3 separate regions of the Homo sapiens genome follow, and regions 2 and 3 are each linked to region 1. A link is a loop called in an ENCODE intact Hi-C map of the cell type or tissue named here. Cell type or tissue: GM12878. All regions are shown on one strand.

What was found. A loop is a pair of places that touch in the nucleus more often than their neighbours do. Peaks named below come from ENCODE experiments on the same cell type or tissue, not always from the same donor. Only the 100,000 strongest peaks of a DNase experiment are listed, where the experiment ranks them.
Region 2: it touches region 1 in a loop (6-fold over the local background); 2 of 110 quality-filtered maps call a loop at or near these places.
Region 3: it touches region 1 in a loop (1.9-fold over the local background); 2 of 110 quality-filtered maps call a loop at or near these places.

Annotation. Positions count from the first base shown.
Region 1 is chr13:103,129,695-103,132,194 of GRCh38, reverse strand. No RefSeq gene overlaps it. Among named protein-coding and RNA genes, the nearest start is that of SLC10A2, 65 kb to the right of the region's middle. In GM12878, no CTCF peak of the experiment used is centred here; a DNase peak (open chromatin) is centred at 1,214; H3K4me3 peaks cover 502 bases; H3K27ac peaks cover 998 bases.
Region 2 is chr13:103,030,358-103,032,857 of GRCh38, reverse strand. No RefSeq gene overlaps it. Among named protein-coding and RNA genes, the nearest start is that of SLC10A2, 35 kb to the left of the region's middle. In GM12878, no CTCF peak of the experiment used is centred here; DNase peaks (open chromatin) are centred at 1,157 and 1,935; H3K27ac peaks cover 2,500 bases.
Region 3 is chr13:103,066,858-103,069,357 of GRCh38, reverse strand. No RefSeq gene overlaps it. Among named protein-coding and RNA genes, the nearest start is that of SLC10A2, 1.7 kb to the right of the region's middle. In GM12878, no CTCF peak of the experiment used is centred here; a DNase peak (open chromatin) is centred at 1,477; H3K27ac peaks cover 766 bases.

The sequences.
Region 1 (2,500 bases):
TGCCTATGGGATAGCCCAGCTCTATCTATAGAGCAGCCGAAAAAAAAATTATTCAGGATAAAAGGAATCCTAGAGAGAGAGTGCTGCAATTTTAAATGAGTAGTCAAAGTAGGCCTTTCTCAAATGAGGAAAGATTGTAAGGAAGTAAGGGAAGAGCCATGTGGATATGTAGAGAAAAGGATTCCCATCAGCTAAAACAGCCAGTGCAAAGGCCCTGAGGCAGAAATGTGCACAACCTGTTTGAGAAACAGTGAGGAGGCCAGTTTGGCCAAGGCAATGTGAGGGAGAGGGAGGGTGATGGATGGAAGTTCTGATCAGAGATGAATGGTTGTGATCAGAGATGAATGGGGCACTCATTGTTTCTAAAGGAGTAACGCAGGTATGCCAGTGCAACATGCATCTTGCATTTTTGCAGTTTCTGACTATGTGTATTCTCCACGAAAGTCAGTTCACCATGTCCAACCACAGAAATGAAAGACCCCATGTCTTCCTGTCTACCCCATCATACGTAGAGGACAAGACACCTTCCCTGACTCAGTCCCAAGGCATTAAAGTAAGATGAATAGCAGAATGGATTTCTTTCATTGCAGGGATACCAACAATGATGTCCTGCAGTCCGGGGGATGGGGGTGGCGGGGGGAGGCCTTCCCAGGCTCTTTCTTGGAAAATACTGATTATGCTCCCTGACTTCCAAAACCAGGGTCAGGTATTTTTTGGCCACTATCATAATAATTTATTCAGGCAAAAACCATTTATGAATCTTTAAACTATTGGGTAAAGGTTGAAGAAGAATAAGGTATTTGCAATGTCTCTAAATAGCTCCCAACAAATTATTTACTAATCACAAAAAGGGAAATAGTAACTTTACAGTGGCGAAACCTGGCAAAAATCCACAATAAGCAGGTGATCAAAGTTAACATCGTAGATAATGGGACACTAGTCTGTCCCCCTTATCAGACCGAAATTGTTGAGAATAAAGTCAAAGTCTTTTTCCAGATTCTTTAGTGACACTTGTCATAGCAAAGGTTGAAGAAACCTGGCATCTGTTGGATGCCAGATATGTACTCATAGTTCTCTGCCACATGGTCTTTTTTTATACTTTACACAGGAAGAAAACAATGGTCAAAGAGAGAAAGAAACTTTTCAGTGGTTATACGTGAATAATTTACAGGGTCTAAATTTGAACCTAGAGTTTCCTGACTCCAAAGTCCAAGTTCTTTTCCCTTTCTTACACAGCTTTCAGTCTGAAATCTAATCATGCAACACTGGAATTGATTAATCATGTGACAGAGATTTCTTTTTCACAAGATTAAAGAACAGAAAATTTTGCATAGGCAGGAATCACAAACTTGACTGCTAATCATTGTTCCGTTAATACACAAAATAAGCCAATTCAGGGAGCTGCAAGAAAATGGTGCGTGGTCAGGGCTAGTCAGACTTGAAGAATGAATGACACATCTCAACAGGGCAGCTGCCTTCAGGTCCAATCCATTGTTGGCATTAGCAGTGAGAACCCAAGATTGCCAGATCGTCTGATGTTTCCTAAGAAGAAGGAAATCTGAATGTGTGTGAATTTTTAAACATTGGCAGCTAATTTTTAAAAAGTGAAACACTCAGCTGGCTTAACTAAACACAGCTATATGCCTGAAGTCACCATGCTTGGCCCGAAGTCACCAGTTTACAATCTCCGGCACAGACTACTGTTCTTACTAGCCTTCACACTGCCCGCGCTGGTCCTGTCTTCTCAAATGGTGTTGGTGTGAGTGATTCGCTATAGGTACCCACCCAGGATTGCTGCCATCTTTAGAAACTCAGCAGACTAAGTTGAGCTGAAATGAAGTTAAAGTGTAATAAGTTATTGCTGGTATTTCACAACTGATTATCTGGGAATGAGAAGGAGGAATGAATTTGGAACTGAACTCCTTAGTCTTAATTTTCAGTCCTCCTGATTGCCACCACCTACTAGGAGTCATGTGATTTTGATGTAGCCACTCCCCATGTGGGCCCTTGAAGTGAAAATACTGCTGAGAAATAACAATATATGCCTCAGAAATATGCATTCCAGGTATTGTAATGCAGTGAGCGTATTTTAAAGTGGCAAGTAAAGTAAAAATGACTATAATTTTCTAAAATTTATTTGCACTGAGAAGAAAGAACATGATGTTTTCTTCACTCATTTATTAAGGAAATACAGCATGGACTCTCACCAGGCTGCAAAGTTCATGCCCAGGTGCTGTCACTTAGCATCTATGACTGACCTTCAGCAAGTTATTGAACCTGCACCTCACTTCCCTCCTCTCTAATATGTGCAGAGTAATAGTATCTACCTCTTTAGTCAGAGTTCTCCTCAGAGACGTTATTAATAGCATATATAGAGAGAGATATAAGAAGATCTTTATTAGGAGAATTGGCTCACTAGATTATGGAGACTAAGTCCCCCGATACACCATCTGCAAGCTGGAGAACCAGGGAAAATGGTGTGGCTCACTGCAAGTCTGAG
Region 2 (2,500 bases), 99 kb after region 1:
CCTTGGTTTTGCTATTTACCCTTCACCAGCCTCACTTGCTGCATCTATAAAACGTGGTTGTTCTCTGCTATTGTCAGTATTGTTGATGTGGTTGTGGTGGTGTCAGCAGTCTCCTTTTACTCAATAACTGGAAGAACATCCATGTCTGTGACAAGAGACAATTTTTTATTTAAGAAATCTTTCCGGGCATGGTGGCTCACACCTGTAATCCCAGCACTTTGGGAGGCCAAGGCAGGCGGATCATCTGAGGTCAGCAGTTCGAGACCAGCCTGGCCAACATAGTGAAATCCCATCTCTGCTAACAATACAAAAATTGGCTGGGCGTGCTGGTGCATGCCTGTAATCCCAGCTACTCGTGAGGCTGAGGCAGGAGAATGGCTGGAAACCAGGAGGGAAGCAATGAGCCAAGATCACATCACAGCCAGGCATGGTGGCTCACACCTGTAATCCCAGCACTTTGGGAGGCCAAAGCGGGCAGATCACTTGAGGTCAGGAGTTCAAGACCAGCCTGGCCAACATGGCAAAACGTCATCTCTACTAAAAATACAATTAGCTGGACATGGTGGTGCATGCTTGTAATACCAGCTACTTGGGAGGCTGAGGCAGAAGAATCACTTGAACCTGGGAGGTGGTGGTTGCAATGAGCCTAGATCATGCCACCGCACTCCCATCTGGGTGACGGAGTGAGACTCCATCAAAAAAAAAAAAAAATTTTTTAACTATGTCTTTAAACTCTCTTCAGAAAATTTATTGACACTTATCGTTGTATTTTTCTGAAGTTTTTCTTTCAAACTCCTAAAAAATGTATGGGAAGGCAATAAACACAAAGGAAAGGGAATATTAATAATATATATGTTCACTCTTAAAAATCCAAACAAATGATATCACAAAAGTATTTGCTGTCAAATATCACTTTGTGATCTTTGATGGGTGTTCAACCTCAGTTATGAACCATATGTCAGATGTGGGGATGATTTTATGGTTCATTGCAGCCTTGGTAGAAGTCTTTAACCCCATGACAGTTGCTTCAGTGAGAAAGTTCAAAACTACCTTCAGTCATTTCAAATATGACAACATTGACTTGCTTTTTGCTATTTTGAGTCTATTCTGCAGCATAGAGGTATACCAAAAAGGCATCTGAGCAGACATGTGGCAGTCTTCTGATGTGCTAATATTTGTATGCCTGCATGACTCTGATTCTCACATGCCAAAATAGTTAAAGAAGCAGATGTAGGTTAAAAATTGTCGTTTTTTTTTCTTTCTAAGTCATTGCACACAGCTTTTATGCATCATTTGTTTTCCATTATGCAAACTTTAGTATCTTGTTTACCACCGTTCAGATGGACTATTCCTATTTTGGAAAGTTTCTGAGTTTCTGTGAATTGGTCAAGGGTGAGATTTCAACATATAAGGAGCAGTGATTATTCAGTTAAAGAGGAATTTATGATCAACAATGAGTAGTGCAATAAATGCTCAGGAAAGTGAAGAGTTGAACTTGCTAGGGACCTGTCATTCATCTGAACATTCCTTGCTTATTGAGCAAATATCACATTCCAGGCACTTCACTGGGCACTGAGAGTAGATGAGTTGCTTTTCTTAAGAATACTATATATTGTCCTTCACATTTTTGATCCTTAATTAAGATGATCTAATTAACAACTCAAAGCGGAAAACATTGCCACTCCAGAAGATTGGTCTAAACATAAAGAAAAGAGTGTAAAAATCAGTCTCTCAACTATTGTCTTGTTGACTTCCTAGCCATGGTCTTTAAAGCTTTTCAGTACAGTGCCTCCCTAACATCATTATTTCATTAACCCCATTTTTCACAACATTAAATATATTGTCTTATGTAAAGTCAATTAGGGCAAAGCTTCTAAGCTGTAAGTGCATGCTTCATTTAGCCCTTTTACAACTTTCATTTCTCTATTTTGTTGCCATTCTTCCCATCCTTAGAAAAGGTTCTTTCCACTATATCTCCACTAAATCAAGACTGCTTTTCTCAAACTCAAGCAATAGATTCATTTCTCCCAGGAAATCCTTTTAGCATGGCTCGAGTAATGTTGTCCACTCAAATAAACGACATTCCAATCAATGTCATACAATATCTAGATCATTCTAAAATATAAATGTCCTTGGTAAATATTCATTTATTATGCACCTTGCACAGAGCAGCTATATAATTAATATCTGGTGAATGCATAAAATTCCGTTTAATTTCTCACATCTTTAGATGAAGTCTTTCCAATCTACCATCATTTTCTATCACTGTACATTTTAACACTCCGAACAGGAAAATAAATCAATTACAAAGTTATAAAGACCATTAGCAATATTAAGAAAACTTATGTGAAAAAATGTTGGCAAGATGGTGGAATTGAATTTTCCAGCACTCATGCCTCCCACAGAAACACTGATTTGAACAACTATCCATGCATGAAAATACCTTACAAGAGGCAAGGAAACCAAGTAAGAGATTACAGCACCTGGGTGTGGCACAGAA
Region 3 (2,500 bases), 63 kb after region 1:
TTACAGTCCCACCAACAGTGTAAAAGTGTTCCTATTTCTCCACATCCTCTCCAGCACCTGTTGTTTCCTGAGAATGATTTTTATATATTTAGATACTTTCAGTGTCTGGATTTGAATATAGCTGAAGTTAAGGGTACTAATTAATTGTGAATCATTCCGATACTTGAATATAAAACCTCTCAAGCCTAATGTGCAAATTTATGTAAAAACAATGTGAAATTAGAAATGCATTGGCACTTTTTTTTAAGCAGAACTGTAGCACTCTGTCTAGTCAAACAGACTGCTCATTTGCAAGTTGTCTATATGCAAAGCATTCTGCCCCTGGGAGCCTAAAATCTCCTTAGAAAGTCATCTGAAATTTGAGAAGAGCTTTGTTCTGAACCTGCTTTCTGCTCCCTTCACTTTTCTTCCCTGCTTCCAGCACTGTGAGCAAAAAGCCTAAGTATGGATCACACCTGGCCAACCCAGAAGCAGCCATGGCCCAAAACAGGAGGCCTGCCCTGGGAAACCCATTTGAGTTCAAAGGAGGGTGTCTAAATATGCTTGTCTTGAGCCCTGTGCATTGGGCCTTGCACTGCAGCCTTCCAACTTTAAGAGAAATTTCAGAATCCAAATCCTTCCCGCCTGCAGGGCTCAAATTTTCCTTTGCAGATCAGACCTGGTGAAGAGGCTATTTGCCGTTCAATCCTAGGCTAGCTTTCTGCCTTTCACCTAATGTTTGAGGTTAAGAGAAATCAGAAAAGAGAGACCGTAAACTGATCACCACTGCATGGGCATCTGCCTCACCCACCTTTGGGAGTTGGGGGAAGAGCCAGCCACAGGTGCTCAGGTGCAGGTGCCCAGGTGTGAGCGGCTAGGTGCAGATGCTCAGGTGTGGCAGCAGGGAGTGCACTTGGCTCATCTGCCCTGGGGAGGGCCAGCTCCCGACAGAAGTAGGCCAGAGGTCAGTCCCAGGAAATGCTTGGAGCAGCCAGCAGGGTAGGGCCAAGTCATGATACACCTAGGAGTGGGAGGGGAGGCCTCTTTGGATATTACCTGGTTTATCATTTAGCTGTTGGGGTGGGGAAGGAGGTGGGAAAGACAGAAGGCTCTCCCAGGAATTGGCAGGCAGCCAGGTCAGGGACAATGGCAGCCCCCACTTGTGCTAGAAAGGCAGGCAGGACGTGACCACTCAGATAGCCACATCAACAAGTACAAATCACGGTTGCCCTGGAAGGAAATGGCTCAGGTTTTTCCCAGTAGCTCAATGCCTAGGCACCCCCACCTGTGGTTTGGGCATTTCACTCTATTAGCTCTTCTGCTCAGTGGCCCATTCTGCTAGCCACAGCTCACATTTACTCCAGTTATGAAAAAGGTTAATTTTCCCATATTGAGTTTCTCTGCAAAAGCTGCTTTCAGTTGTGACCGGTAAGTTCCGTTGTCACCAATATGGGTACAACTGTTGTCACTCTGCTATTCTGAAGCCATGATACTAAAAGTGTGACCCCAGATCAGTGTCATCGCCATCAACTACAAGCTTGCTAGAAAGAAAACTCTCCCTAGACTTCCAGAATCAGAATTTGCATTTTAACAAGGCCCCCAGGGGAATCCTGTTCACACTGAGTTTTGAGAAGCTCTGTTCTAAGATATTACTCCAATCCCCAGCAAGCCAAACCGACCACTTTCTTCACATAATCAGAACGCTCGGTTCCAGTATTTCCAGATACCAGCCATAGGAAAACACGTTGTTCTCTCATTTCCCTTTAACCTTATCTAAAGCACTCAATTTCCTCAACCCTTAAGTCGTCATCTGTAAAATGGGAGTGCTAATCCTACTTAATTTAAGATGATTAAGTTGAATAATAAATTAGAATTTGTCCTACAAATTGTGAATCATGATCGGAATATTCAATTTTATTATTACTCTGTGTCCTAACTCAATAACTGGGTTATAAACTCCTGAAAACAGGACAATCTCTTCTCTACCTCTTTCTTTATCTTCCCTGTATACTGAAATACAGCGTTCTGCCCAGCATGAGGTCGACTATTTGACATTTACAAAAATCTCTCTTGGAATCCCCCTGCCAAAAAAAAAAAAATCGAATTTCAATTTATGACTCCAAGCACAAAGAGATCCTGTCACTTTGACCTAATTCTCTGAGGTTCATCCCTCTAAATAATTGTATTGTCTCCATCTATAAAGTACTCTGTTACTATGACAACGCACACATAATTGCATGTGTAAGTAGTTGAGGGTGGCTGTGCAAGTCAGACTCCTTTCCACCAGGAAACACAGAAAACATTCTATCTTCCCAAATGTTACTCTCTCAGATTTGCACCAAGACCCTAGAAGTTTCTTAAATTTCCATATACTTTATGGACACTACAAAGCAATTCCAGGAAACACTGATACAGTAGCAAAACTACTGGGAGTGGAAATTGGATGGAGATCTGGGTCCCAGTTCAGAGTCTGACACCTGATTTGCAACATAATTAGGCACAGGGCACTCAACTATTCAGG